2 separate regions of the Homo sapiens genome follow, and region 1 is linked to region 2. The links are chromatin loops, found by intact Hi-C in ENCODE. Cell type or tissue: GM12878. All regions are shown on one strand. Links, peaks and the distances in the headings refer to the core of each region. The heading gives the core; the rest is flanking DNA. Region 1 holds the start of LOC101929320 (a long non-coding RNA gene). Region 2 has its middle 25 kb from the start of OR5K4.

Region 1 (15,801 bases), core at 2,552-10,551, 95 kb after region 2:
CGTCACAGAAAGTGGCCCATGTGCCTAAGTTTTAGTCAATATCCCATAACTGGGAGCCTAACCAAAAGGGAAAAAATAGCTAAAATAGTTAAATAAAAGGATATTGGGCTGAGGTGGGTGCAGCAAAGTGGGTTCCTGCCTAAGCAAACAGAAATCCAACTCAGTGTAAATGGTAAAACAAAAATTAACTTAAAACAACCACCAACTCACCTCTAACTATTAAACTTCCACATGATCCAAATCATGCCACTGCTTCACTTTAGCCAATAAAATATTTCTTTTTGCCTTACTTTCTCATTTACCCTATAACAGCTTCTTTTCTTTCCTCTTCAGGAAAGCACCAAAGCACCTGCAGTCTGGTGGTACCAAATAAATCAGTTTCCTCAAATAAACTCTGAATTTTAATGCCACTACTTTATACATGTGTATATATACATATATTAGATGACTATACATACACATAAAAAAATGTATATTTACACACACACAGATATAGATACCTAAACCATATATGCATATAATTTGGTAGCAATGACAGTCCTACAAAAGAAACTGAAGAGCTACATAAATATTAGAGTTATGTTAGCAAAAAACCGATCTGATGGCAATGTTAAGGGAATGAATGAGTACTAGAAGAATGGAGAAAATAAGTAACCAGAGATTTGCAAAACAATACATGAGTAGTTTTTAGGTAAAGGCCTCATGGTATCAGTGAGAATGTAAACAAAATTTCAGTGATGAAAGATGAAGGGCAGAGTGGACTGCTAGATGGATGACTCATGCACTTCAAGAGTATGAGGTTTGAAGAAGGCTAACAAGCAAGGACTTTTTGAGGCAGAAATATACAAACTTCCTCATTTTCATGTTTTTTCCCTTCACTCACTAGGCACTATGATGTCAGATCATCTGATCATTATTTGAACTTTGGTAATAAGAATTTAAAGTCTCTGGTTGTCAAAAAATCATTCCAATAATCTTGCAACATCACTGAATATTAAAAATCTCATAGCTTCATTTTTTTTTCTGGGAAGATTAAGGCCATTTTGTTCTTATTATGCCACTTATCTTTTCTTCTCAATGCCTACTTCAGCTTAGTTCTTCTAGTTCATCTTTTAATTTTCTGAATTAAGGGAGCTTTTCAGATTATCTAAATACATACAGCCACAGCTGGAAAAGGCATTAGAAACCATTGTAGAAAGTTAGAGGCAACTTACCTCTTCTTACTTTTGCAAGCACACTACGTAAAGAGTACCCTTTTAGGCTTTGGCAAGATCTTCACTGTTAACTCCCTTCTCAGTTTTTCTCCTCATTGCATTTCCATTTTTGTTTATTTCTTTACCTGATATGTGAGTTGATTTTCTACAAGAAGTAGAATTCACTCTTTCCCAATGAAGTGGAATAAAAGATCCCTTGATGGCTAGCAGAATTCTTGGGATTTACCTCTGTTCACCAAAACACAAATCTACTTTCACAACAGAGTTAAATGTGTTGAGTGTCTCAGGTAATATAGTTGTATTAGTATCAAAATCATCATACTCAAGTCCTTATCAGATGACATAGACTATCTTAGCATTTAATGCATTTATAAAGCCACATTGAATAACATAAACACTGTAAAATATTTTTATTTGCTTTCTGCTGACATTATTTGATTATGATATGAACATGACTAAAAATTTTTAAATGCCGTTGAATAACATTAGGAGTGTATTTATTAGTTTACTAGATATTAACACCTTAGGTCCTTAAAGTGCTAGGACTTTGCAAAATCTTTGAATGCTAGCAAAACACAGATACCTTTAACTTGAACAATCTTGGGAAAATTTTAGTAAACAGAGAACAGAGATTGTATGAGATCTAAACATTTCTTTTGAACATTTTTGTGAATGAAGCTATTACTTGCTTGTTTCTCAGGCTGTAGATCATGGAATTTAATAAAGGAACGATGACAGTGTAAAATAGAGACTCCATCATATCTTGGTCATCTGCTTGCGGGGATGCAGAGCCCACATACATGAAGACAAGGGGCCCATAGTATAAAGATACAGATAAGAGATGAGCTCCACAGGTGGAGACAGCTTTTTGTATCCCTTTGACAGACTTATTTTTTAAGATTATAAGGAGGACAAGTGTATAAGATATAAGAATAGTTCCAATGGTAAAAACTTGAATTGAATCTGCGAAAATAAAAACCATTAGAAAGTTAATAAAAGAATCAGTACAGGAAATCTTTAACAATGGGATAATGTCACAGTAAAAGTGTTGTATTATGTTGGAATTACAGAAGGTTAATCTGAATAAAAAAATTTCATGGATTAAAGCATGAAGAAGGCCACCTATAAATGACAAGACTAATAGCTGGATGCATAGTCCGTTGGTCATAATGACTGGATAAAGTAAAGCTTTGCAAATGGCTACATAGCGATCATATGCCATTGATGCCGAGATAAAACATTCTGTGGTTACACTGATTACAAAGGAAAAAAATTGTACCATGCATTCAGAGAGAGATATCATCTTACTCTTAGCTAAGAAGTTGATCAGCATCTTTGGAGTCACTGTGGATGATAACCAAGCATCCACAAAGGCCAAACTCCCACGGAATAAATACATTGGGATATGAAGGTGAGGGTCTTTCCAGATGAGAACAATTAGACCAAGATTCCCCATGATGGTGATGAGCTATATTACCAAGAATGCCAGGAACAGGGGTATTTTCCACTGTGGTTGATATAAAAATCCTGTGAGAACAAACTCTGTCAGCAATGTTGTATTTTCCTCCTCCATGTCCTCACTGCATGTCCTCTAAAAAATGAAATAAATGTAAAGGAACACTTGGAATGGAGTTGTGAGTTGAAACTGGGGATAAAGTGTTGAAATAAACTATGTAATTATCAGAGCCCTCTTAATTTTTTTATCAGTACTCTAATTGATGTGCCCTCTATTTGAGCATTTAAATACATGGAAAAATAATACATTTTGGTTTGAAAATTGTGTAGGACTTAACAGGTTGAGATTTAAAAAAATGCATTATCTAAATGTACTAATTTTTTGTGGACTCTACCGAATGTAATAGAAAAACCTTCTGTCTGGGACATGGATGTAGGGTGAAGGAAAAAAGATATTTGAAAGGCCTGTGTAAAAATGGAATGAATGTAATGTGAAGAATCTCAAACTTTATTCTTCACATGATAAACATGCACCAAATATTTTAAAATGGGAAATGGCATATATATATATTTTTTTCTTTGTTTTTTTTGAGACAGAGCTTTGCTTTTGTTGCCCAGGCTGGAGTGCAATGGCACGATCTCAGCTCCTCCCATAGTGCTGGGATTATAGGCGTGAGCCACTGCGCCCAGCCCATCATAGCATATTTTAAAAATTTAGTTCTTGATGGTGTAAAAAGTGTGCTGCAGGAAGGAGAAACTGATTCAGGAATCCTAATTAGAAACTTGATACTAAGGTCAAGGGGATCCCAAATTAGATTACACATGATAATCATCTGGGAGAGTTTTTTCATGAAAAATACAGATTGTGAGGTTTTAATGTAGGAATTGATTATTTCAAGAATGAGCTCTAGGAATTTGTATTTCAAAAATACCCTCAAGGTGATTGATATGCATGTGTAGTGTCTAGTCCCTGTGTGATATGATATTGGAAGAGATGGTAAGACAAATGAATAGATTCAAAAGAATTCAGAATGTAGAGTCTCTAGTTACTGTGACATATTTGGTATGGAATACATCATCAGTGAAAGAGAGAGAAGTCAGTTGGTGACCAGGTAGATGGACATTAAACATTGGGGATGAAAACTCGAATTGCTGACAAGTTTTTGGTGTGAGCATCACATCTCAACAACTAGGTGAGATTCAATCAGTAATATGGGCCTATTCGAACTTAATGGAAATAATTACTTGGAATCATTGTAGTATTTGAAAGCATCATTAGGAATGATGTACAAAGTGACTATACGTTCTTTACAAGATGGCCAAGATCTAATCCTCTTTTTTGACACCCATGTCTTGGGGGCTCAGAGGTTACCTACTGCTATAGAAGCCAAAAAAAACAGAAACTCATTTTCCCATTCTTCTTGCCTCTAGAGTGAAGAAATAATTATCTAGGATGGCAATGAAACACACTGATCCTACATTTATAATATGGATAAAAGAAGAAAAAAAAGACAGGATCAAAAGTGGATTTTAGTTGTAAACTCAGCCATGGCAGCAATACAATGAATCCACTGAATGCATCCTTCATTTGACAGTGTGAGTTGTCAGATTATATCCAGAAGTGGGGATAAGGATACAAGAGTTAATTTTTAAGTGACTGACCTTAAGAGTTGTAGTCTAAGAATGTGATTAATTAGAAAGAATGAGTATTTCTATCAGAATAATCTGAATAATTCTTAGAATCATTATAATCAAAACCAGTTTCAATTGTTTAATGTCCTAGTTTGCCACAAGTTGTCAAATAAAGTCATAATAAGCTTAACAACAAAATAAAATATCATTAAAGGAAGAATGTTGTCTTATAACTATTTATTCTATCCATATCATAGTCATGAAACTAAAATATAGAGATAAGCCAGTAATAGTTATCTAATTTCAACCTGGCTATTTTGACAGTTTGTATACCCAATCTAAAATTATGGTAAGTTAAATAGCATTTTCAACATTTCTACAAAGTGTAATGAAAATTATAGATATTTTTTCTTACCCATATTTTGAAAGAAATTTAAGAGAGCCTCTAAAACCATTAGGCTTTCTAAAACAGAAAAAATACAATTGCATGGGAATGCCGATAACACAGGTAGCAATTCGTTGCCTATTCATTCTTTTTGGAGGCTTCTTTCCCCAAACTCAGGAAACTGCTGTTTATATAAATTTGGATTAAACAGAAGAGTCATTCAATTGTACAACTCTGTACATTTGCCAGAAGACGATTGAATGGAAAACTGAAATTCTCATAAGAGTACCAAGGGATTCTCTGGGGAACAAACTGAAGCTGTTCTTGTATGTATTGCGGATTTGGACATATATGAGAAGTCCAGATTGTCCCCAATGGCATTTAACTTCTGGAATCATAAACACTATTTCATGTAAACACTTCTAGTTTTAACAAATGAAATAATATTTTATATACCATTTACCACCACAGATGACACTTCTGTCATGTTTGTGTAAACTTTAGTTAAATGTGAAATTTACTCTTAGTGCTTTGATTAGTATAAGCTTGTCTAAGGTAATTAAAACATAGTTTTAATAAGGCCACATTTTCTGATTCCCTTTAGGAGACAAACCCAAATACAGTTGTCTTTCCCATGAAAACTGCAGCTCAAATTTTAGACATACACCTAGTTCTCCCATTTTATGCTAAAATCTGATGAGAAATCTTGTTAGACAGAGGTGAATGGATGAGCCAATGAAAAATAAAGACAAGGACTGCAGTGGGAGGTGCCCAAGAATTTTTCTGACATAAAAAGAGACACACAGACCAATGGAACAGAATAAAGAACCAGAAGCAAATCCACGCATCTACAGTGAAGTCATTTTTAACAAAGCTTCCAAGAACATACATTGGGGAAAGACAGTCTAATCAATAAATGGTGCTGAGAAAACTAGATATCCATATGCAAAAGAATAAAACTAGACCCCTATCTCTCACCATATCCAAAAATAAAATCAAAATGAATAAAAAGCTTCAATCTAATACCTCAAACTATGAAACTTCTATAGGAAAACACTGAGGGAAGTCTCCAGGACTTCTGGGCAAAGATTTCTTGAGCAATACCCTACAAGAATAGACAATCAAAGAAGACATGGACAAATGGGATTACATCAAGTTAAAAAGCTTCTGCACAAAAAAGGATACAATCAACAAAATGAAGAGACAACCCACAGAATGGGAGAAAATAGTTGTAAACTACTCACCTGAGAATGGATTAATAACCAGAATATATAAGGAACTCAAACCACTTTATAGGAAATAATCTAATAATCTGATCAAATTAAGGGTAAAAGATTTGAATAGACATTTCTCAAAAGAAGACATACAAATGGTAAGCAGGCATATGAAAAGGTGGTCAACATCCCCAATCATCACAGAAATGCAAATCAAAATGGCCTGGCATTTAGTGCCTGTGGTTTTTCCAGGCACACAGTGCAAGCTGTCAGTGGATCTACCATTCTGGCATCTGGAGGACAGTGGCCCTCTTCTCACAGTTCCACTAGGCAGTGCCCCAGTGGGGACTCTGTGTGAGGGCTCCAACCTCACATTTCCCCTTCGCACAGCCCTAGTAGAGGTTCTCCATGAGGGCTCTGCCCCTACAGCAGACTTCTTCCTGAACATCCAGGTGTTTCCATGCATCCTCTGAAATCTAGGCAGAGGTTCCCAAATTCTTTCCTTCTGCACACCCACAGGCCACAGGGAAGCCATCAAGGCTTGGGGCTTGTACCCTCTGAAGCAACGACTCAAGCTATACCTTGACCCATTTTAGCTACAACTGGAGCTGGAGTAGATAGGATGCAGGGTGCCATGTCCCAAGGCTGCAAAGAACAGCGGGGCCCTGGGCCCAGCCCATGAAACCATTTTTCCCTCCTAGGCTTCTTGGCCTGTGATGGGAGGAGCTGCCATGAAGATCACAGAAATGCCCTGCTGACATTTTCTGTACTGTCTTGGCTATTAATATTTGGATCCTTGTTACTCATGCAAATTTCTGCAGCAGGTTTAAATTTCTCCCCAGAAAATGGGTTTTTCTTTTCTGCCACATGGCCAGGCTACACATTTTCCAAACTTTTATGCTCTGCTTCCCTTTTAAAGATAAGTTCCAGTTTCAGAAAATCTCTTTGTTCACACATATAATCATACACTTTTAGAAACAGTCAGGTAACAAAACATCTTTAATGCTTTGTTGCTTAGAAATTTCTTCTCCCAGATACCCTAAATCATCTCTCTCAAGTTCAAAGTTCCACAGATCTCTAGGACAAGGGAAAAATGCCACCACTCACTTTGCTAAAGCATAGCACGAGAGACCTTTACTCCAGTTCCTAATAAGTTTCTCATCTCCATCTGACTATCTCAGCCTGGATTTCATTGTCCAAATCACTATCAGCATTTTGGTCAAAACCATTCAACAAGTCTCTAGGAAGTACCAAACTTTCCTTCATCTTACTGTCTTCTTCTGAGTCCTCCAAAGTGTTCCAACCTCTGCCTGTTACCCAGCTCCAAAGTTGCTTCCTCATTTTCAGGTATCTCTATAGCAGTGCCCCACTCTTTTGGTACTAATTTTCTGTATTAGTTCATTCTTACACTGCTATAAAAAGCTACCTGAGACTGGGTACTTTATGAAGAAAAGAGATTTAATTGACTCACAGTTCCATAGGCTGCACAGGAAGCATGGCTAGGAGGCCCCAGGAAACTTACAATCATGGCAGAAAGTGAACGGGAAGCAAGCACGTCTTACCATGGCAGAGAAGGAGGGAGAGTGAGCAGAGAGAGAGTGAGCAAAGAGAGAAGTGCCACACACTTTGAAACCGCTAGGTCTCGTGAGACCTCACTCACTATCACAAGAACACTAAGGGGGAAATCCGCTCCCATGCAATCACCTCCCATCAGGTCCCTTCCCTGACACATGAAGATTACAATTTGATATCAGATTTGGGGGAGAACACAGAAACACAGAGCCAAACCATATCAATAAACAACACAGAAGTCACTGAAAACTCTTCAGAAGGGTGCACTAAGCAGTATAATATGCATACATAGTTACTGACATTACACAAAATTAAATTATATTCCCGTCTACTTGTGTAACATAATGCTGGAAATAATGAGGAGGATGAAGAAAGATTTAAGGCATTCGGAATGTAGCATCACTAGGATATTGTAAGGCATTCAGAATGTAGCATCACTAGGATGCAAATATTTAGCCCCATATTTGATGGGAAAGTAGTATTCACTGAAGGAAAAAGGAGTCACTTTGTGAGTAGTTATCCAAAATAGAGACTAAGAATTCAGATGCATTGACATGTGTGTAGCGTGAACATGCCTTGAACATCGAGATGAGCTGGTTAGTATTAGTAATATAATATTACTAGAGCAATAGAAATAAAAAAATAATTTGGGTGTCATTAGAGTAGATGAGGGCATAGTTATGAATTATTTATCTATTAGAGAGTATACTGAGAAAAGAGAAGTATAGCAAGAAAAAAAAATGATGGTATAATGACCTAATTTTCTTTGGATATAGTAATAGGATTGCTAGTAATAGTATCGCTGGGTCAAATGGTAGCTCTGTTTCAAGTTCTTTGAAAAATTTACAGACTGCTTTCCACAGTGGCTAAAGTAATTTATGTTCCCACCAACAGTATATATGTGTTCCCTTTTTCTGCAGCCTCTCCAACATCTGTCTTTTTTTTTTTTTTTTTTTTTTTTTTGACTGGTGTGAGATGGTATCTCATTGTGGTTTTGATTTGCATTTTCTCTGATGAGTAGCGATAATGACCATTTTTTCATATGTTTTTTGACCACTTGTATGTCTTCTTTTAAGAAGTGTCTGTCATATTTGCTCATTTCTTAATGGGGGTATTTATTTATTTATTCTCATTGATTTAAGTTCCTTATAGATTGTAGATATTAGACCTTTGTTGGATACACAGTTTGCAAATATTTTCTCCCTTTATGTAGGTTGTTTTTATTCTCTATTGATAGTTTCTTTTGCTGTGCAAAAGTTCTTTAATTAGGTCCCACTTGTCAATTTTTGTTTTCGTTGCAATTGATTTTGTGGACTTAACCAAAAGTGCTTTACCAAGGCCAACATTAAGAGGGGTATTTCCTAGGGTTTCTTCTAGGATATTTATAGTATGAGGTCTTACGTTTAAAAACTTAATCCACCTTGAGTAAGTTTTTGTATATGTTGAAAGGTAAGGGTTCAGTTTTGTTCTTCTGCTTCAGGCTAGCCAGTTATCCTATCACCATTTATTGACTACAGAATCTTTTAACCACTGCATGTTTACCTTGAACTTGAAGGTCAGATGGTTGTAAGTGTGTGACTATCTTTCTGAGTTTTCTACTCTTTTCCATTGGTCTATGTGTCTGGTTTTGTACAAGTACTATGCTGGCTTAAAGGAAATCAGTGCGTGTAGAAATTAAGCAATTTTTAATGGCTTTAGTGAGAGCAATTTTCCTTAAGTAATAGAATAAACATCATCAAATAAGAAGTGAATGGGAAACAAGTAGCACAATAGTGTGGGAATGAGATAGAGTACTCAAAGGTATGTGAACACTTAGCATTAGTCTGCTGCTCATAGACTAATGTAATATTTTTTCTCCTGTAGAGTATTGAAAAGTTCTCAAGAGAAAAGATAGATTGAGATGAGAGAAGAGGAAGATGTTGAAAGGAGAAAAGGGACAGGAAAAGCAGAAACGGAGATTTGTGTGGGTCAAATAAAACAGGAAGGAGGAAGGAAAGATAGGTAGAGAATCATGAAGTCATAGATGGGTAAGCGCAAAAAAGACAAGCCACAAAATAAAAAGAGAGGAAGTATCAGAGATTCATTAAGGCAAAATAGAGGCAAAGACTCAGAAGTTTCGTTTGGATGTGTGCATTGACCCTAGTGTTCATCAATACCAGCTTGAGCTCTGAGTCTTTTGTAAAAAATTAAAAGTTTATTTTTCCTGTGGAATTTGTGTATGATAGTCTTGGACTTGAAATTTTACTCACAAATTTCCCACTGTTCATGAAAATATTGAAACTGAAAGTTTAGTTCATATTTAAATTTTGATCTTCCTTTTTGTTAAAGTAATTAAAACTAAATTTCTCAAGAAACTTTGCTGGTTTTGAGAGCACTTTATTCTCCACCAGCTTTTTGTTTTTGTTTTTGTTTTTTTTGCAGAAAGAAATCAGCCAAAGACTGAATCCTGATACAGAAAATATAAAGAACAAATGGCAGCAATTCCAATTTTAAGTAAATTTTTATATGGAAAACATTTTCTTCCATGCAATCCCAAATCACAAAATAATGAAAAATTCTCAAAAGTTTTTACTGGAATACTTTTAAATTTGTAAGTGCTGAATAAGTTAGGGAAAGTATGTTTTCTGATATGTATATATATATATGTATTACTATTCATATATAAAATGCTGAATAAAAATATATGTATCTCTACATACTGCTGTATATATGTATCTATATAAAAGATATTTAAATTATTGCCAGAAGTTATAGAGAAGTTAATGTTTAATTGGCAGATCTTAAAATTTTAATCAGAATGTGTGATTACACAGAATATACATTTATATCAGAATCATCAGAAAGCTTTTTTATATAAGAACCATAATGAAAGGAAAGTTTAAACTGAGTTTTAAACCATATCACATTCTACTTAGGCCAGGGATGGTGGCTCACACCTGTAATCCCAGCACTCTGGGAGGCCAAGGCGTGTGGATCACCTGAGGTCAGAAGTTCAAGACCAGCCTGGCCATGGTGAAACCCCATCTCTACTAAAAATACAAAAAATTAGCCAGGAGTGGTGGTGTGCACCTGTAATCCCAGCTACTCAGGAGGCTGAGGCAGGAGAATCGCTTGAACCTGGGAGGTGGAGGTTGCAGTGAGCCAAGATTGCACCATTGCACTCCAGCCTAGACAACAAGAGTGAAACTCCGACTAAAAAAAAAAATTCTACTTAACCAGAACTTATCATACAAAGTGATTATAGTTGGGATAACAAGCTAATAAGTCATCATTATAAAAACTCATTTATCGAGAATTTTGCTTATCTAGATTTTAGTCATGATAATAAAACATGAAGATTATTTACTCTTTTTTAATTTGTCCATAATTTTAGCATGCTGTATATTAAATCTAAAATTATTATGAATTACATTGCATTTTAAACTTTAAGAAGAATAACAGATATTATAAAATAATATCTCTTTTACCAATATCATAGGAAATTATGGAGATCCTTTGAAAGAGTTTGGCTTTCTAAAGTAGAGAAAAATATATAATAGTACAGAACTGATAATAACACAGGTAGCAATTCTTTGTACACTGATTCATTTTGGAGGCTTCATTTCCAATCTCAGAAAAATGTTTATATAAACTTGGCTCTATGTGGGTTCAACACAAGGGTTCATCAATTGTATATCTCCACTGTGCCGGGACAGGAAGGTGTAGAGAACTGGAGCATCCCTAAGAGCACCTTAGGATTCCCTGTAGGAGAAAGTGAAGATCTGCAACTGGGCATTGTGGATTTAGATGTGTATAAGAAATGCAGATCATCCTACAGTGTACTATGGACTTCAGAATCATAAACATTAAGTCACTATAAGCCAATTCTTGCTATTAACAATTGAAATTACACTTTATTCCACCATTATCCACAACACATGACACTTCTGACATCTTATGCAAACTTCAGTTTATAAAATTGGATGCTCTGAATGCTGTGATCAGTATAGTGTGATCTCAGCTAGTTAAAACCTGGTTTAAATAAGGCCAAAGATCTAGATTCCCTTCAGAAGCCAGCCCCAAGTAAAATTGTCCTCCTCATGCAAACTGAACCTCAAATTCCAGACATATATCTTCCAGGCAAACTTATATCTGATGAGAAATAAGGGGTTTTACTAGGAAAAGGTCGGGGGAAGAAAAAGGTAAAATAAAGACAAACTTGCAGTGTATTGCCTCTTAGCTGGTGCTGTCACTATGTCTTAATACTGCCATTCTATCATCCTATTCATTAGTGTATATATATATATATATATATATATATATTTTTTTTTTTTTTTTTTTCCAGAGGCCAGGTGTAAGTCTTTGACTGACATTTCCAACTCCTCCTCCTCTCTATATAACCGCCCACTGGGATCTTCTTGCCTTCTACCCACATAGAGGCAATTATCAAGACAGAGGAATTAAAATAGTGAAAGAGTTTAATAGTCATAGAGCTGGCTAAATGGGAGACTAGAGTTTTATTATTACTCAAACAGCCTCTCCAAAAATTCAGAGGCTAGTGTTTTTTAAAGACAATTGTTAGTTTTTAAAGATAGTTGATCGTTTTAAAGATAGTTGTTGGCAGGGGCAAGGAAATGGAAAATGCTGATTGGTTGGTTTAAGGATGAAGTTATAGAGAGTCAAAGCTCTCCTCTTGAGGTGAGTCCAGACGAGCCGGTCTACAAGTCAAAGTGGTGCCTGCTAGTTCATCAGAATACCGGGTCTAAAGATATACCTTGAACACCAAACTCGGATTTGACAATAGTAATGATATCCATAGGAGTAACTGGGCAGAGTAGGAATCCTGTGGCTTCTGGCTGCATGGCTCTTGAACTACAGTTTCTAATCTTGTGATAATTTGTTAGTTTTTCCAATGTGGTCTGGTCCCCAAGGAAGGAGGTGGTTTGTTTTTAGTAAGGACTGTTATGCTCTTCGTTTCAAAGTCAAACTTAAACTAAATTGCTCTAAAAGTTAGTTTGGCCTACACCCATGAATGAAGAAAGAAAGCTTGGATATTAGAAGCACTGTCTAATTATCCTATGTCAGATTCACTGTCATGATCTTCCCATGTGACATTTTTCTGTATAAATTTTTGCAAAGGCAGTTTCATCTATATTTCTCTTTATTATCTTCTACCCGTTAACTCCAAATGTACTAAGCCTTTTGCTCAGTTACCTTTTCACCCATGAGAATAAAAGGAAACTAGACAAATGCCCCATTAAGTCAATTCCTCAGATCAACCAGGTCTGCCTTCTTTAACCACCTTTACACCTTGGTCAATGTCTGAGCTCCATGCAATAATGAAAAATGTCCCTGTTCCAAATAAAAGCCCCAGAAATTTCCTGTAGAATTTAGAATCCTTTTTGGATCATATGATCCAGGACTCTCTGAATTTCACCAATTTATTCAAATGATACTGGAACCTGGTGAAGCCTGCAGCTGAAGCCAAATGTTAGGTAACTAAAATAGATAATAAAGATCCACCCCTCGGCCAGGCGTGGTGGCTGACGCCTGTAATCCCAGCACTTTGGGAGGCCGAGGCAGGCGGATCACGATGTCAGGAGATCGAGACCATCCTGGCTAACACAATGAAACCCCGTCTCTACTAAAAATACAAAAAAATTAGCCAGGCATGGTGGCGGGCGCCTGTAGTCCCAGCTACTTGGGAGGCTGAGGCAGGAGAATGGCGTGAGCCCGGGAGGTGGAGCTTGCAGTGAGCCGAGATCGTGCCACTGCACTCCAGCCTGAGCGACTGAGTGAGACTCTGTCTCAGAGAAAAAAAAAAAAGATCCACCCTTCAATCTTCCAGGAAAACACACCAAAAGCTGAGAAAATAACAAATAATCTTCTAGAACCCATCCCATAATATTTCCTCAATAATTCACTGGTCTGTCATTCAGTCTTGTAAACACAGAAAGAAGAACCAGTTCTGTAAGGCAAGATTAGAAGTACTATTTGTAAAACATTCCGGTCAATCCATGTTGAGTTCAGAAATAGAAAGTACTTATCCTATTTATTAATGGGATTCACCCTAAACCATTAATCTAGTTATAAAATAAACATGGTTTGATAATCCGACCAATTAATACCCAAAATATTTCGCATCTCTGGCACAAAGCCTATTTTATGTTAGATATTTTGAGATCCCATTATAAGAGAAATGTAAAGGAATCTCCATTTGTAGGATGTCTCTCTTTCTGGTCCCCAAAGAGAAGTTTGAGTAAATCACTAAATAGTGGTGAAAGCACTGATTCAGTCTCTGTCACAAACCTTACCTTTGTAAGTGTGGTTATCTTGGCTATCTTGTCCTGACTGTGTCTATCAACACTCTTTTTGTTTGTTTGTTTTGGCAAATAATGACATTTAAATATGAATTCTAAGCACTGTGCCTTTGATATATAAGGCTGATGGTATCATGAATGTTTAGGTAAGTAGCTATGATCAAAATCTTAACAAGCACATGGAAAAGGCTCTGAGAAGTAAAGATTTCTGGTAACATTAGAATCACAACATCGTACCAGATTTAAAGAATCTTTATCAGAAATTTGGTCAAGTATACCCTTTGTAAACAGAATTAAAACATTTACCTATCTCTCCCTAGCTGATCTATCCAGAATTCAGAAACTGAGTATTCTACTTTTGATGACAATATAGGTATTTGTGAAAGTTTAATAAGAATTTGTTCTTCTTGTAAGATAACACATTTGGAAACATTGGTTGTATGACCACAACTTTGACTGGAATGTCATATTGGAGAATGTGTGTAGAATTAGATATGACTAGACAGTTTAAGGAACTGTCTTTATTAAGGAATTGACTTTATGAAGCTAATTATGCCTTGCCTTAGTCCATTCAGTGTTGCCTTAAAGGAATACTTGAAGCTAGGTAATTCATATATAAAAGAAGCTTATTTGGCTTAAAATACTGCAGGCTATAAAAGAAACATTGCACTAACATCTGTTTCTGGTGAGGGCTTCAGCCTGCTTCACTCATGGAGGCAGGTGAAATGGAGTTGGCATGTGCAGCGATCACATGACAAGAGAGGAGGCAAGAGAGGAAGCAAAGGTGTCAGGCACTTTTTAACAATCAGCCATCATAGGAACTAAGAAAGTTAGAACTCACCCATTATTATGGGGGATCCGTACCCATGACTCATACACGTCCCATTCTGTCCTACCTCCAACATTCAGATTCATATTTCACCATGGGATTTGGAGTGGTCCATCCAATCAAATAGCAGCAAGTACCTTCAGAAAAACCGACCTGATATCTGCTCACAAGTTTTCCAGCCTTATTGTTTGAGAGGAAGGTCACTTTCTGGAAGGCTCAGGAAACTGAAAAATATTTTTAGTACCTATTTTGAGTAGAGGAGAGTTTAGCTAATTCTATGGATATTGCAGGTAAACACTGATTTTATGTTCTTGGTATGATTTCATAGCCTGGACAGGCTTTTAAAGTTGAATCCGAGATTATTTATTAAAAGTTCTAACAAGGTAAACTTAAAAAGAGATGATCAATCCTATTCCTACTGCACTTATGTAAATACTCAGTTGAAGTTTAATGAGAGTAGACTTGTTTTGTAAACAAATTAATCTTACTATAACTATATTTGAAAGAAATGGGTGTGACTATAGAGGGAAGATTTATGTTTCAGTAGATAACTGTAATGCACCCATTATTAACTTCTTGTTCTGTCCATTGTCTTTGAGGTTTTATTATCTACCTATAAACTGCCCTATTCCTGAAGCCCTGCAAGCTAGGGCTGGGCAACTTGATATAAACTTCAGAGGACAATCTTCATGCATGCTGCTGTGTGGGCTGCTAAGGAAGTTCACCAAAACATCCAATGACATAAACTAAGCTTGTCCAACATGTGGCCCACAGGCTGCATGCAGCCAAAGATGGCTTTGAATGTGGCCCAACACAAATTAATAAACTTTCTTAAAATATTATGAATTTTTTTGTGATTTTTTTAGCTCATCATTTTTTAGCTATCATTAGTGTTAATGTATTTTATGTGTGGCCCAAGACAATTATTCTTCTTCCAATATGGCCCATGGAAGCTAAGACATTGGACATACCTGACATAAACAGAGACATTCAGATTACTAACCAGAAAAATCATTAGATTGCAACTACCATTTTATTTCATCATCTAAAGTTGCTTTGAGCTTAAATCTAAAAATCTTCTCAACTAACTGCTCTCTGGGCTCAATACTAAATTCACAGATTGTTATAACCATTAACCTTTTCTTTTTATTTGGTTTATTTCTGTTGGTTTGGTTCACTGGCACTTTGGCTATCGAGTATA
Region 2 (15,801 bases), core at 3,539-11,538:
CAGATTGAGGAAGTCTTCTTCTATTCTTAGTTTGCTAAGAATTTTTAATATATTTTGAATTTTGTCAAATACTCTTTAATGCTTCTACTAAGATATTAATATAGTCTCTTGCCGTTATTCTATTGGTATATTATATTATGTTAATTGATTTGATTTTCAGATATTAAATATTCTGACATTTCTGGGATAAGCCTCACTTCATCATGGTGTATTATACTTTAAATAGTGCTGGATTTAATTTGCTAGTATTTTGTTAAAGATTTTTATGATTATGTCCAATGTAAATATTGGTCTGTAGTTTTTCTTTCCTGTGATGTCTTTGTCTAGCTTTGGCATAAAAATAGTACTAGACTTCAAACCTGATACATGAATTGAGTAACTGAAAATCATCTATCAATCCAGTTCAAATATAAAATCCAGCTCAATTAGTTAAGGGCTGAGATCATGAGATACATTTCAAATTCTACTATTAGCAACCTTACTGATAACAAAGAGGCCATATGCTTTGTGTGACTATTTGGATTTTTGCATTAGTATATGGATATATTAGTACATATGAAGTTCTTACTAGTTCAGATACATAAAGGGAGCAAACATAAATCTATACTTAAATTGAGTACAGAACAAAAACTTGTTTTGAGAGCCTCAGAGAGGGCTTTATCTTAAGCAGTGCCATAATGGCCATATGATCCTAAAGCAAAATGACTTTGTAAGGAAAGTATCCCTATATATGCAGACTAGAGTCTTTGGCAAAAGGTTCATGCTGACTCCCAGTGCCCCCCAGCCCTCAGCACTGACTAGTGTGATTTTGCAATCAAATGCTCTACATCTGAGCTGTACCTTTTCATCTAGTGTGATTTTGGATTCATAAGTCTACTGAAGCTAGATACAGTTCCTTCAGGAGTAAATGACTAGTCTGTTAGTGTACTTTGGTGGAGCCAGCTTTCACCACTAAAAGCAATCAAATAATTCTAATACCCCAAATGCCTGTTTTATAATGGGTAATGCCAAAGACACATTCCAGTAAGAGTAGATCACTGACAAAAGGAGAATGGTCATCTCTAGAGGAATATATTGTATCTATGAGGGGTTTGCAGCCTTGTCTTTGGTACTGTCAATAGAACCTCTCAAACGACTGTCAATACCAACTTCTAAAAGGTGTAAACTCTATGATTCTCTCTCTGCCAGGGGAAAACAAGCTGACTTAATTACTAGTGCAAGTCTCTAAACGGAGGAACATGATGCCATTTAGAAGTCTACAACCTTTTCCCCATAGATCATAAAACTAAAACTGGTAGAAAACAGAAATGCAAAAAGAGAATAGACTCCTCCAAAATTTTATGAGGTTTCCACAACCTGGTTATGAGAGAGAAAATGTACAGGAAAGTCTCATTTATGAACATATACATTAAAATACTTAAAAATCAGCAGACTGAACCTTGCATTATACAAAAACTGTAATATTACCAACAAGGTTTCTTCCAATGCTGCTTTGGTGTTTGAAAATGTATTACTATACTTTTCCCCCTTAATAAATTAAAAGAAAATATGCAAAAAATATTGGACACATTTAGTAACATTTATATGATAACATTATTAATAACTTCTAATAGAAAATACATTATTTAATAAAATTAAGTACCAAAAACTTATAGAAAATATCACCTGAATAGTAAAACTTTGAATTTTTCCTTTTGAGATCACGTATGACATGAGGAGGCCTGCTTTTATCACTTCAGTGTTATACTAAATATTCTAGTCAATTCAATAAGACAAAAAGAAAAGAAATATAAGTAAAATGTGTAAGAATCAGAAATGAGGAAAGAAAAATGTAATTTTTGGCAGATGATAAGGCAAGGAATGAGGTTGCAATTTAAAAATACACACAGTTTTAGAGGGCACCAAATGTTCCATGTCTTGATATTTAAGATTATTACATAAGTTTTCACTCCCCAATAATTCATCAAGCTGTTTTTTGTTTACATAATTTTTTATGCATTATATTTGTAATTTGTATTTTTATATTAAATAGAAATTAAATTTTATTTATTGAGAGTGGCTTGGAGATGGCACTGCTATATCCCCTTTTGGATGACCTGAACCTACGACTCATTTAAGAATGGGTCTGTCGGCCAGGCACAGTGGCTCATGCCTGTAATCCTAGCACTTTGGGAGTCTGAGGTAGGCAGATTACCTGAGGTCAGGAGTTCGAGACCAGCCTGGCCAACATAGTAAAACCCCATCTCTACTAAAGATACAAAAATTAGCTGGGCGTGGTGGCACACGCCTGTAATACCAGCTACTCAGGAGGCTGAGGCAGGAGAATTGCTTGAGCCTGAGAGACGGAGGTTGCAGTGAGCCTAAATGAACAAAATGCCAACCAAGTAAAAAAAAATTATGTCAGTGGGGAGGGAAGAAGAGGAGTATGGATTGAAAAGCTAACCTATCAGGTGCTATGCTCACTACCTAGGTGACAAGATTCATTTCCCAAACCTCAGCATCATACAATATCCCCAGGTAACAAACCTGCACATGTGCCCCCTGTATCTAAAATAAAAGCTGAAATTTAAAAAGTGCTCCAACATTCTAGAAAGTCATAAAAGAACCTGCTTATGCACCAGAGTGTTCAATACCTATATATAATGAAAGATTCCACAAGTCCATTTGTCATTAGCCTCTTCTCTGACCTGGAATAAGTGTGTGCTTTCAAGAAGGCTTCAGTGTTGTCAAGAACATTAGAGTGTTCTGACTAGCATTTACTGGGCTCTATTTGCCAGACTCTGCCCTACATATTTCACAATGGTCACCCTTGTACCTCTTCATAACAGAGTTCTACAGAACAGTTCTACAGTTCTACAGGGGGTATTATTCTCACCCCTCCCCACTTACAAACGAAGAAAGAGGCAGAGAGAGTTTCTGATTTAGTCAAGGTTATATGGTTAGTAAGTGGTAGAGCCAGACTTCAAAACCCAGGAGTCTAAGCCTAGAGTTTATGTACTTCAGCACCCTCTTTTGCCGTAATTGATAATTGAGGCTACTTCTGCCCTGTCCATTTCTTGTATGTAATAAGTTCAGGGAGATTAGGGCATGGGGGGTGTAATTAGACGTACTAATGAACTCTTGATACAAGTTTCAGTTAATGTAATCTGTGATCAGCTTTGGATTCAGATAAGGAAAATAAGAGCACTCCTTTGGAGATTTGGTTAGATCCCCTACCACATCTAAGGGATCTCCAGTAAGATGTGCAATAGAGCATGGAGCTAGATATTGTGGGGGAAAAGAATAAGTGCTAAGAATTAGAATGAACAGAGTAGAGTTATAAGAAATTTCAGAGAACAGCCATTATCGCTAGCATCTTGCTCTAATGAGCTTGATAGCAGATGAGGGTGTGTGAATGTGCAGTCAGCTTGGCTTAGTGCCCGAGTAGAGAAGAAATCCTCTTTCCTTCATGCCAAGATTGACTCTTGGGTCTCCTCAGTATTACTTAAACAGTGTTCTCATTTGATGACAGCAATGTTACCCTTCCTAAGAAATCCCTACTGATTCCCTAATAATGTCTGCTGAGTATTGCATGTAAATTATGAATACATATTTACAATTACAGAAGTTTCCCAATTCCCAATCTCTAAGCATCAAACTTTTAATAAGTTCTCTAGTGAAGACTCTCAGATTCACTATGATACTTTGAACAGGGAGTGTTAATTTTCTATGTATGTCCAGGGTTAACAAGTGAATTACAGTATTAATCAGGATACTGTCTCCAGTGACTCTCAGTGGATGGATCATTTTTTCAAAGACTAATGATGATAATCTCAGAAAAAGAAATATTTTAGTCATTTCTGTTCTGAGAAATAAATGAAGATGCCCCTCCCCTTCATTTCATAATAAAATAAGAGAAGAGTCTCTGGGTCCCCTGTATCAGATTTGTTGAAGCTATTTATTTATATATAATACATGAAAAATCAGTATTAAATATTAGGGACTAGCCTCTAATAGCAAACTTTGAGATAATAAATAGATTGAAAGAAACTGGAATAAGCCATTATTCTTAATTTCATGAATGAAAGCCTTGATTTCTTTTCACTTTTAATGTAGTAGGGAACTTTAGTGGGTAAAAGGCATTAGAAAGTGACTATGACTCTTTTCTTCCCTTTTAAACCCCTTCTTCTCTTTCCCAATCTCTAGCTCTAGCACTTGTACTGAATTAAATAGTTCTCTTTTCCTCATCTCCTGTCTCTCTCCCTAGTCTTTTTCTTGGTTCCTTTTCTTAGAACTCTCACGCTCATTCTTTTTTTTTTTTTCCTTCTGTCTTCAGGTGTGGGACTGAAAGTAGGAAGATTCCATGTTTAATCCTGATCTTCCCAACACCTTCAATCTTTATATTAGGTTTATGCTGGGATTTCTTTTTTTGGATGCTTTGGGTTTATCTTGGACTAGATCAGATTACTTTCAAAGGCAGATTGATCTGATTTAAATGAAAGTAGTAGAAAACTTTCATTGTTTTTCTTTAAGTTCTGCAGTGAGAAAAACAGAAACTAGCTCCTTGATTATAGATTAGCAGATTCACCATATTAATTAGTATATTCAGCTGCCTGCTTTACATCTCTATGTAAATGTCTAATAGGCATCTCAATTTTTTTCCGGGCCAAACCCGAGCTTCTCTATAATTGCCACCCCTTAATATTTCTCCTGTATCTTCTCCATTTAAAAAATAATGGTGATTTCATTTTTCCAGTTTTTTCCATTTTCCAGGTGATTTCATTTTTCCAGAACAATGCCTGATACATAATAAGGATTGACAAAGAATAACCTTGGTTTCCATATCCCAGGACTATGGTTTGAATACAAGCTAACCAGAACCAAACTGAATTTTTTAATAACTGATAATAGTAAAAGAGAAGCATGCTTTGTGGGTGAAGAAAAGCTGAAGCCCAGGTCTGAAATGTTAAGACTCCTACACTCACTAATACCTTGTCCAGACCGCAAATGCTATACGAAAGACAGTGTGTGATTTTACTCTATGTTGTCGTTTCTGATTGTGCCTACTTGGATCTTCTCTTTTTCTTTGTTAATCTAGTTAGGGGTCTATCAGTCTTAATTATTCATCTGAAGAATGAACTCTTGGTTTCATTGACCTTTTGTGTGGATTTTTGCATCCCAAATTCATTAAGTTCTCTAATTTCACCTACTTATTTTCTGGTGCTGGCTTTGGAATTGGTTTGTTCTTGTTTTTCTAGTTCCTTTAGGTGCAAAGTTAGATTGTTAATTTGAGACCTTTCTGACTTCTTGATGAAGGCATTTAAGGCTGTAAACTTTTTGGGTGGATCCCAGTGATTTCGGTAAGTTGTGTCCCTATTTTTGTTTATTTTAAAGAACTTCTTATTTCTGCTTTAATTTTGATGTTCACCCAAGAATTTTCAGGAGTAAGTTGTTTAATTTCCAGATATTTGTGTCGTTTTGAGAGATCTTTTTAGTACTGATTTTCTTTTTATTGCACTGTTGTCCAAGAGTACACTTTGTACAATTTCATTTTTTTGGTTTATTGAGGTTTGCTTTATGACAGAGTATATGGTTGATCTTAGAATATGTTCCATGTGCAGATGAGAAGAATCTATACTCTGTGGTTTTTGGGTGAAGTATTCTATAGATGACTATTAGGTCTAATTGGTCAAGTTTTCAGTTTAAGTCCGGAGTTTCTTTGCTTGCTTTTTGCTTGATGATCTAACACTTTCAATGTGGGTGTTGAAGTCTCCCACTATTATTGTGTGATTGTCTAGGCCTTTTTGTAGGCCAAGAAGAAGTTTCTTATGAATCTGGATGCTCCAATGTTGGGTGCATACATATTTAGACTAGGTAAGGCTTCTTGTTGGTTTGTACCTTTTATCATTATACAATGCCCTTCATTCTCTTTCTTAATTTTTATTGGTTTAAAGTCTGTTTTATGTGATATAAGAATAACAACTCCTGCTCTTTTTTTTTGTTTTCTGTTTGCATGGTAGATCTTACTCTGCCCTTTTAATTTGAGCCTGTGGGTGTCATTACCTATAAGATGGGTCTCTTGAAGACAAGAGATGGTTTTTTGACTTTTAATTCAACCTGCCACTCTGTGTCTTTTCAGTGGCGTGTTTAGCACATTTACTTTCAAGGTTAGTATTGGTATGTGTGATTTTGAACCTATCATTGTTTTGTTAGCTGATTGCTATTTAAACTTTATTGTGCAGTTGCTTTACAGTGCCTGTGGGCTATGTGTTTAAGTGTGCTTTTGTGGTAACTGGTGTCATTCTTTCAAATCCATGTTTAGCACTCCCTTAAGGATCTCTTGTAAGGCTGGTCTCGTTTAAATATATTACCTTGGCATTTGCTTGTCAGAGAGGATTTTATTTCTCTTCAATTATGAAGCTTAGTTTGTCAGGATATGAAATTCTTGGTTAGAATTTCTTTTCTTTACAGACACTGAAAATAGGTCCTCAGTCTCTTCTGGCTTGTAAGGTTTCTACCGAGAGGTCTACTGCTAGCCTGATGCTGTCCCTTCTGTAGGTGACCTACTGCTTATCTCTGGCTGACTTTAAGATGATTTCTTTTGCATTGATTTTAGTGAATCTGATAACTGTGTGTCTTGGGGATTCTCGTCTTGTACAGTGTCTGGCTGGGATTCTCTCTATTTCTTGGATTTGCATGTCAACCTCTTTGGTGAGATTAGGAAAGTTTTCATGGACTATCTCCTCAAGTATATTTTTCAAAGTTGCTTATTCTCTCTCCTTCTCTCAGGAATGCTGATGAGTTCTAGATTTGGTCTATTGCATAAAGCATATGTCTTGGAGGTTTTGCTCATTTTTCTTAATTCTTTTTGCTTTATTTTTGTCTGACTGAGTTGATTCAAAGACCCAGTCTTTGAGCTCTGAGATTCTTTCCTCACCTGGATCTGTTTTGCTGGCAATACTTTCAATTATATTATGAAATTCTCATAGTGAATTTTTCAGCTCCAGAAGTTTACTTTGGGTCCTTCTTAAAATGGGGATTTCATCCTTTAGCTCTTGAATCATTTTACTGTATTCCCTGGCTTCTTTGGATTGAGTTTCAATGTTCTCTCAATCTAGATAAGCTTCCTTGCCATTCAGATTATGAATTCAATGTATGGTCATTTCAGACAATTTAGGCTAGTTAAGAATCATTTCTGGGGAGATAGTAAGGTCATTTGGAGGTAAGGGGATATTCTGGCTTTTTGAATTGCCAGAGTTCATGTACTAATTCTTTATCATCTAGAAGTGGTGGTATTCCTTTAATTTTGGTATAAAGTGAATATACCAAATTGGCTTAGTTTCTGGAAGTTTTCAGAGGGCTAAGGCTCTGAATAGGATCTCTTGCTGAGACAGGATCTCTTGCTGAATAGGATCTGTTGAATTCTTGCTCTTAGTTTCTCCGGGAGGGAGAATAATTTTTGGTGGTGTGGTTAGGGATGTGATCCAGCAGATGGCGCCTGAAGGCAATGGACAGTAAACAGGCTTTAGTCATGCAGTTCCTTTGTGTATCTTCACGTTTTTTTATCTGTTCTGTGGTGCAAGGGAAGAGCTGTGATCCCCTCACCAGGTCTGCTCGTGGGCCTTGGGAAGTCACCTCCGATTGCTGGCACTCTGCCTAAGATTTTTGTTGTTGTCATTGTTGTTGCTAAGTCTTTCAGGCCATGGGGCTCCCTTAGGGAGAGGCCAGGTAGGGAGATAGGCTGCACCCTTACCAGACCAGCCCTGTGGAGCCAGACACAGCTAGGTCCCACACCAGCCTTCGAATCTGTGCAACTCAGCCCTCTCAGTCTTCCGAGAGAGTGTGGGATCCTCCTCCTTTCAAGTGCAAAGCACAGATTCCACCTTGGCACTCCTGAGCCCACATCCTTGGGGCGCCAGGACCTGTTCTCAGCTCCCTCCTTCGGATGCTCAGGGTTGGGTTCCAGGTGTGGTGCGTGATTGCAATGGCTCCCAGCTGGAACGCACTCAGGTGGAGCAAAGCATCTAGGCTGGGTAGTGGAGGTTGCACTGTGTAACTGCTCCTTCCAGGCAGCCAGGCAGGGGCTCTGGGAGGGTCTGGTGCTCAGTCAGCCTGCAGAACAGATGTGCCCCAGGCCCACGGGGAAGCAGGCCCTGCTTTCTCCCAGGGGTTACCTGGGGCTAGACTTTCTCAGAGGCAGACAGGCAGCCCTGGCTGGTGGGCTTTCATGACTGGGTTCTGCTGGAGCTAACCTGTGCTCTGCTCCATCTAATCTCTGAGAGATCCCCCTTGCCAGCTCACACATCCTAGGGGTGTGGGGCCCCTGTATTAGGTTCCCAGAGGTTTGTGGTGAGAGTGGGCAGTCCTCCAGTCCTCTCACGCACCGCTTCCTCAGGTGCTGTTCAGGGCTGGGAACCAGTTATAACATTCAGGCATCCCATGAGGAGTTCCCAGCTCCCTCCCTCTTCAGCCTCAGCAACTGCATCTTTTCTGTATCCATATTTGGCATTTTCTCTGCAAATAATCTGTTCAAATTATGTTGGTGTAGTTGAAATCATTGTCTTTTCCTGTGGGAGTAGCACTTCAGCTCCATCTAGTTGGCCACCTTGGTAAAACCTAAATTTTTAAAAATTAAATACCTTTTACTGTGCCAAATAGCCTTCAGGAAAGGGAAACTGGAATCAGGCACACTAACAAGGAAACTTAGTTACTATTGTCCAATGTGTCTCAGACAAGATTATATATCAGAATAAACTGGGTACCTTTTTTTGTGCAAAATATGGATTATAAGGTATTACTGTAGAAATAGTAGTTCAACAAGGAGGCCTAAAAGTCTCCATTTTTAACATGCTCCCCAGGTGACTCAAATGCATGCAAAGTGCTTAGTCCTTGTGTGATATGACTTTGGGGGTGATAAGGAGGACAAGGCAATAGATTCAAAAGAATTTAAAATGTAGTGTCATAAGGACTTAATGACATTTTGGATATGTAGGGGGTGACCAATGAAGGAGAATGGAATTATATGGGCTGGGCAGATGGCCATCAAAAACGCAGATTGAGAGCTCAGATGCATTGGCAAATTTGTGGAAGGAGAATGTAAAAAGTAAAGCAGAGGTTCCTCTTCAAAGACTTTCCTCCCCGTCTAATTAGGAATAAATAGTAACTTCTCTTAGAAGCAAAATGTATTCAAAGACCTGTGCTAACATTCTTAAATATCTGCTAGCCATAATAAAGAAATCAACGTACTTTATGTTCTTAGCTTCCACAATTTAGCCTAAATATTTGCCCTGGCATACTTATACTGGTCCAAGCAAGCGTTAGGTCATAGCCTGTTCCTCTTCCTTATTTAAAAGTGTTTTTACCTTTCTCAACATTCCACAAGTGACTTCCTCCTTTCTTTGTTCTCCTCTACCTTTGCCTCTTTTAAAAAGTTCTAAGTTGCTAGCCAATCGGGACAAATACAGAATGTGAGGTCCTGTTCCAGCCCACGGAAACCCGACACAGCAGTAGGGTGGATGCGTCAGGATGCATCTCCTTTTTTTGGTGTACTCTTGTGGCAGAACTGCTGGTGAGTGTACCGTTTCTACAGGAAGTAAAAATGACCTTACTAAATAAATTAAATTTATGTTCAAGTGCTATTTCTTTATGGCACGGGAACAAGCATTTCAAACAGAGAATCATCTGAATATCCAGGTCAGATGAACTTAGTAGTATGAATTTACTGGAACTTACTAGAAATAATGACTTGGTTTGGAGTAGATGAAGGAATCATTATGGAAGACCTAGCAATTGGAGAGTACACAAAGTGGAAGGAAAAACTCAAGGAAGTTGTATTACAGAGGTGATAATATGTATATGCCTCATTTATTAGAATTATTAGCCATCCCCTTTTCATCTACATGTGTCTTGGTGGTGGGAAGAAGTTACCACCCATTCTAGAAACCAGAGAGGTAGAAACACACTTTCACATTTATCTTGCACCTAGAGTGAAACACTTGATCTGAGTTTGGCCAGTCAAATTGTAACTGCCAGAGGGCTTCTTCCTGCTTGCTGCACAAACAAAATCAATTCACAGAGATGATGGCATTGCAGTAAAGGAAGAGTTTAATAGACATCAGGCCAGCTACACTATGTGGGAGACAAAGTTAGTACCCAGATGAATCTCCCCAAAGGCCTGTAGTTAGGGGTTTTTCAGTGGCAGTTTGGGGGAAGGAGTGGGGGTGGCCAGGTAATGGGTGCTTACTGCTGATGTGTTGGGTCAGAGATGAAATCGTAGGGGTTTGAAGCTGTCCTTCTGTGCATTGAATCACTCTGAGTGGGGCCACAGGAGATGGGTTGGTGGGTCCAGGTGGAGCCATGGGTGTCAGACATGCAAAAAAACCTGAAAAGATATCTCAAAAGGCCAATCTACAATACTGGTATTATTTGCAGGAATGGTTGGCAATCATTTATGTCTATACCTTAGCAGAATTCAGATTCCTCTCCTCCCCCAACCTGAGGGCCTTTCATTAGCTTTACAAAGGTTGTTGAGTTTTGGGGAAGGCCTATTATCATTTAAACTATTAACTAAATGTCTGTCAAAGTTAGTTCAGCCCAAAATCCCAGGAATAATTAAGGGAAAGGCATAATGGGAGGTGGGTTAGATAGATCTCTTTTACTGCCATAATTTTCTTACTGTTATAATTTCTGCAAAGACGGTTTAAAAACCAACCCTCCATAGTTTTGCAATTTGGAGAGGGAAGATAAAGGTACAGGAACAAAAGAGAATTTGGTAGCAAAGGCAGCAATGACAAGACTCTAGCTAATGCATCCTTGACTTTGGCAACAGTGGCATCAGCAGTGGAGGCTGTGGCACCCAAGTTCAGCAGCAGGAAGAACAGCCCTCATCAGCTAGTGTTGGAACGTGGCTTTAGCTGTTGACTGGCTGTCTTGCTTCCTTCTGTTTCTGCCTATTTTTCCAGCTGATCCTCCAACTTCCTTAGCATTTCTATTTTAGACAGATTTCCATGTAATAAACTTACTTCCTGTTGTAACTGAGAATCCTGGCTCAAACAAAAGAGAGACAACAAAGAGACCAGAAAAAGATACTGAAGGAAGTGATCAGAGAAGCAGGAGGGAAACTGGAAAGCTGAGAGTTGTAGACATAAAGAGGGAAGGATACTAAAGAAAGACAAAATATAGTACAGGGCTAAATGCCAAAAAAAAATGCTACAGCAAGACAAGGAGTGAGAAGAGATCTTTGAGTGTGAAAATTAAAAGATTTTTAGTGATGTTAGTAGAGCACTTGCGTCAGAGTTAAGGTCAGAGAGTAATTCAAAATAAATGGGAAACAATGGAAAATGCTACAGAAAGCTCCATGAAATGTGAAGAATGGTTGGCATGTTTTTACTGCCCATAGACAAATGTAAAAAAGAATTTCCCATAGAACAATTTAATAAAAGTTTTCAAAGGAAGAGAGGAGAGGAATACATTTAAAGGAGAAAGGGGACAGAGAAGTGGAAAGAGAATTTGGGTAGGTGAAAAGAAAACAAGATGGAGAACAGAGAAATAAGCAGAGAATTATGGGGTCGTAAATGGAAAAGTGCAGGAAAGACAAGCCAGAGAAGCAGAGGGGAAATACCAGAGAAAGACTGAAGTGGAAAAAAATGGAAAGGCTCAAAGGCTTTAAGATAAATATTTATCCTAATGAAGCGGCATTGTTTGTCTGGGGTAATATCTGAGGTTCGTTGCCTCATGCCAAGGAAAACAAGGACGCGGACACACCAGAGTGAAGTTAAGAGCAGAAGTTTAAAAGCAAAAGAAAGAGAAGAGCTCTCTGCGCAGAAAGGGGTCCCGGAGAAAAATGGGTTGCCAGTTTCATGGTTAAGTGCACAGGGTTTTGTAGAGGAGCTTGAGGAGGCAGCGTCTGATTTACATAGGGCACGAGAGATTGGTCAGGCCAGGTGTGCTGTTTGGATAGCCTGCAAAGAAGCTGGCCGCCCCACCCTAATCTTTTACTATGTATATAAGTTCTCTACCTGGCTGGCACCACGTTGCCTACTCCCTGACTGCACACGTGGTGACGAAGAAAAGCAAAGAAAACGGAAGATGGCGCCTCCATGTTGAACATGCCTGGCTCCCAGGTAGCCTATTCCTGTCGGCACAGCCGCCAGCATTTATCTATGCAAGCTTCCAGGTTGCTTATCTATGTTTGCAGCTTAATATTTCAGGCTGCTCTTTGTTAGAAAAGAAATGATTTGGGGGCTGCTTTTTATTAAAAGGGAAGCCTTGCCCAGGACTCCTTTACCCTCACTGTCTGCCTAAATAATTTCTTCTTAGCTCCTGTATCACTAACTTTGGTGTTAAAGTGTCAACTCTGGGAATCTTTTCTTCTCTTTTAATTCAAATTTCAAAGTTCATTTTCTGAGCAGAATTTGTGTTTGAAAGGGAGATCTGACTTTAAGTTTTACTTTACAAACTTCAAGTTTTTTATTAATATATTAGCATTATCTGAAAGTTCTTTCCATATTTAAAAGGTTATCATTGTGATTAGTTATTAAAACAGACTTTTTCTAGTAATTCTGCCGGTTTTACTTGAAAGCAACTTTTTCTCCCCCATTTTTATTAGCAAAAGAAAGTTGAGCCAAAGCCTTGAATCTTACTTAGGATATAATAAGCGGTGCTGATAATTCCAGTTGCTAAACGTATTTTTATTTGGAATAGGTCTTCCTCTGTATAATCCCAAATCAGTAAATAATTGAGAATTCTTTAATTCATTTTGTTTGGGGTTACTTATTATGTCATAAATACTGGAAATAGTATTAGAGTAGCGAAGGTGTATTTTCTGCATATTTTCCACTATATATTAAATAATCAATAAAATAATAGAAAGAAGTGCATGGAAGGATAGAAGAGTTAATATTTAAATGACTTAGCTAAAAGTGTTAACCAGAGTTGTGGTTTATGATACAGAATGAGTCTTTTTATAAAGTTATCAGAAAGATTTCCATATAAGAAGCATTAGGACCCAAGTCTTTAAACCCAGTTTTAAATTGTTTAAAGTTCTAGTTCACCACAACATCTCTTAAAAAGTCATTATAGTGAAAGTAAGAGGTGAGAAAATATAATTAGAGAAATTAATTTACCTTTGCAGCTATTTTGCATATTCAGATTGTAGTTCATGAAAATAAAATAGATAATTCACTAATAGCTTTGACGTCTTACATCTGGCTATTTTGGCATCTTGTAAACCCAATCTAAATTTACTATAAATTAAACAGCATTTTCAATCTTATATGTAAAGAATAACAAATATTATATAAATCATTTCTGTCTTACCCATATCTTGAAAGAAATGGTCAAAATCCTTTAAAAGTATTAGGTTTTCTAAAGTAGAAAAAAATACAACAGTACAGGAATGACAATAACACAGGTAGCAATTCTTTGTACATAAATTTGCTATGGAGGCTTCATTTCCCACATTCAGAAAAATGTCATTTATATAAATTTGCTTTAAGTGGAGGAGTCAACCAATTGCATGTACTACCATGTGCTTTTGACAGAAGAGGGAGGAGAACTGAAACTCCTCTAATAGCACCCAAGGGTTCCCTTTAGGGCAAGTTAAGATGTATTACTGGGCATTATAAATTTGAATGTGTATAAGAAGTCTAGGCTGTCCCACAGGGCATTATAGACTTTGAAACCATAAACATCAAGTCATTGTATATGGGTCTAGTTTAACAATTGAAACTGAAATTGCACTTTGTGCCACTATTTTCTACCATAGATGACACTTCCCACATGTTTATGTAAACCTCGGATTATATATAATATTCCTTTCCCTGTGGTCTTTGATTAGGCAGTCTTGTCTGAGTTAATCAAATCATGATTTTAATAAGGCTGAAAGTCTAGATTACCCTCAGGAGCCAACTCCAAATGAAAGTGTCCTCATGAAAACTGCAAATTAAATTCCAGACATATCACTAGTTCCCAACTTTGAGTTGAAATCTGATGAAAAATCTTATTAGCAAAGATCAAAGAGAAAGAGAAAACAAAGACCACAGTGGGAGGTGGCCTAGGTCTCTGTTCCCCAAATTTCAATGTCCGTACATATTTTGGAGATCTTGTTAAAATGCATATTTGGTTTCAGTAGTTCTGGCGTGGGGCTCAGAATCTTCTTGTCTAACAAAGTGATGCCTGCTATCCACAGGGCCTTCATCATTGAGGACTTAGATTACCAGAGAGGCTAGATCATTGAGAAACAAAAAATTATAAATGTGGCTGACAATCAGAGAGAGAAGCAGGGAGGAGCCAGATGAGGCCAGGGAGGTGGTATGAATGGGCCTGCATAGCTCTTGGGAGCTAGGTCAGGGACTTTGTTCTTTACACGAAGAAAGGAAAACTATGGGGAAATTGTAAGTGTAGTGGTAACATGTTTAGATTTGCATTTTTATCTTTAACAAAGTATTCAGCAAACATTCACTTAGAAAAATAAAACAGTTCACTCATTTGTGACATTTAGACTTTATAAATGAATAATGATATGTAACTATCTCTACAATAAAAAATGTTCAATCTAAACTTGGGTTATGGCTGGCAAGACACTGGGAGAAAGCATAGGGCATGTTTTATGGTAGACTCATTAATCAATTATCCTCCTTTCTTAAGATTTTGCTAGTAAAAGACAAAGAAGCAGAAGAAAATAATAAAGAGGAGTCAGTGTGAAACCTCTGCGGAAGTGTGGAGTAAGCAGCGTGATGTGCAGAAGTAGCTTTTAACATGACCAAAACTTGACTTAAATGTATTGCCCTCTTAAATTTTGTATGATTACCTCCTAACTCATTTTGTTGCCTATCTGTGAGTACAAAAGCACTATAGTTCTGCACTGACAATAGGTAGTCTTTTCAATTTTGGTCTTTCAAATGATTGGGTCATGGCATCTCATTGTGGTTTTAATTTGCATTTCCCTGGTAACTAATGATAGTGAGTATCGTTTTCTGTCCTTATTTGACATCTGTTTGTTTTCATTGCTGAAGTGTCTGCATAATCCTTTTGTTTATATTTCAATTAAATTATTTGTTTTATTATTTAGTTTTGAGAATTCTTCATATATTCTGGATACAAGTCTTTTTACAGATATGGAATGTGTAAATATTTCTTCATGATTGCCTATCTTCAACAACAAGGTATCACACTGATTCATTACACTGATGACATTATGCTGATTGTACCTAATGAGCAAGAATAGTGACTACTCTGGACTTATTGGTTAGACATTTGTGTAACAAAGGATGGGAAATTAATCTGACAAAAATCAGGAGACTTCTACCTTGGTAAAATTTCCAGGGCTCCAGTGGTGTGAAACATATGATGATATCCCTTTTCAAGTGAAATCTGGCTCTTCCTACAATCAAATGAGAGAAACATATTCTACTGGGCCCTTTTGGATTCTAGAATTAACATATTGCCCTTTTGGTTGTATTACTTTATTCCACTTACCTAGTGACCTGAAAAGCTGTTAGTTTTGAAAACGGTACGAAAAAGGAAAGGCTCTATAATAGGTCTGGGCTGCTGTGGGAGATGCTCTGCCTCTTGAGCCATATGATCCCACAGATCTAATGGTACTGGAAGGGTGAGAGGCATAAAGGGATGCTGTCTGGAGATGTTGACATGCCTCTACTGATGAATCACAGCACAAGCCCTTTGAATTTTGAAGCAAAACCTTGCCATCCTTCATAGATAACTATTTTTCTTTTGAGAAACAGCTCTTGTTCTGCTACTGGCTGGGCATTAGTAGAGACTGAACACTTAACTATGGACCACCAATTTACTATGTGACATGAG

The links. A loop is a pair of places that touch in the nucleus more often than their neighbours do. Peaks named below come from ENCODE experiments on the same cell type or tissue, not always from the same donor. Only the 100,000 strongest peaks of a DNase experiment are listed, where the experiment ranks them.
Region 1: it touches region 2 in a loop (2.3-fold over the local background); 2 of 110 quality-filtered maps call a loop at or near these places.

The regions. Positions count from the first base shown.
Region 1 is chr3:98,225,338-98,241,138 of GRCh38, reverse strand. LOC101929320 (a long non-coding RNA gene) reads left to right here and starts at 3,766. Exons shown (of 3, transcript XR_924257.1): 1 at 3,766-3,862; 2 at 4,101-4,265; 3 at 5,291-5,614. It also overlaps the pseudogene OR5H7P. RefSeq lists enhancers at 7,211-7,330, 7,391-7,450. In GM12878, for the core only: no CTCF peak of the experiment used is centred there; DNase peaks (open chromatin) are centred at 7,528 and 8,501.
Region 2 is chr3:98,321,393-98,337,193 of GRCh38, reverse strand. No RefSeq gene overlaps it. Among named protein-coding and RNA genes, the nearest start is that of OR5K4, 25 kb to the left of the region's middle. RefSeq lists enhancers at 7,448-7,567, 7,628-7,707, 7,259-7,995, 7,996-8,733, 10,162-10,760 and 1 more and a silencer at 10,095-10,154. In GM12878, for the core only: a CTCF peak has its summit at 7,465 (motif pointing right); DNase peaks (open chromatin) are centred at 5,743, 7,513 and 9,993.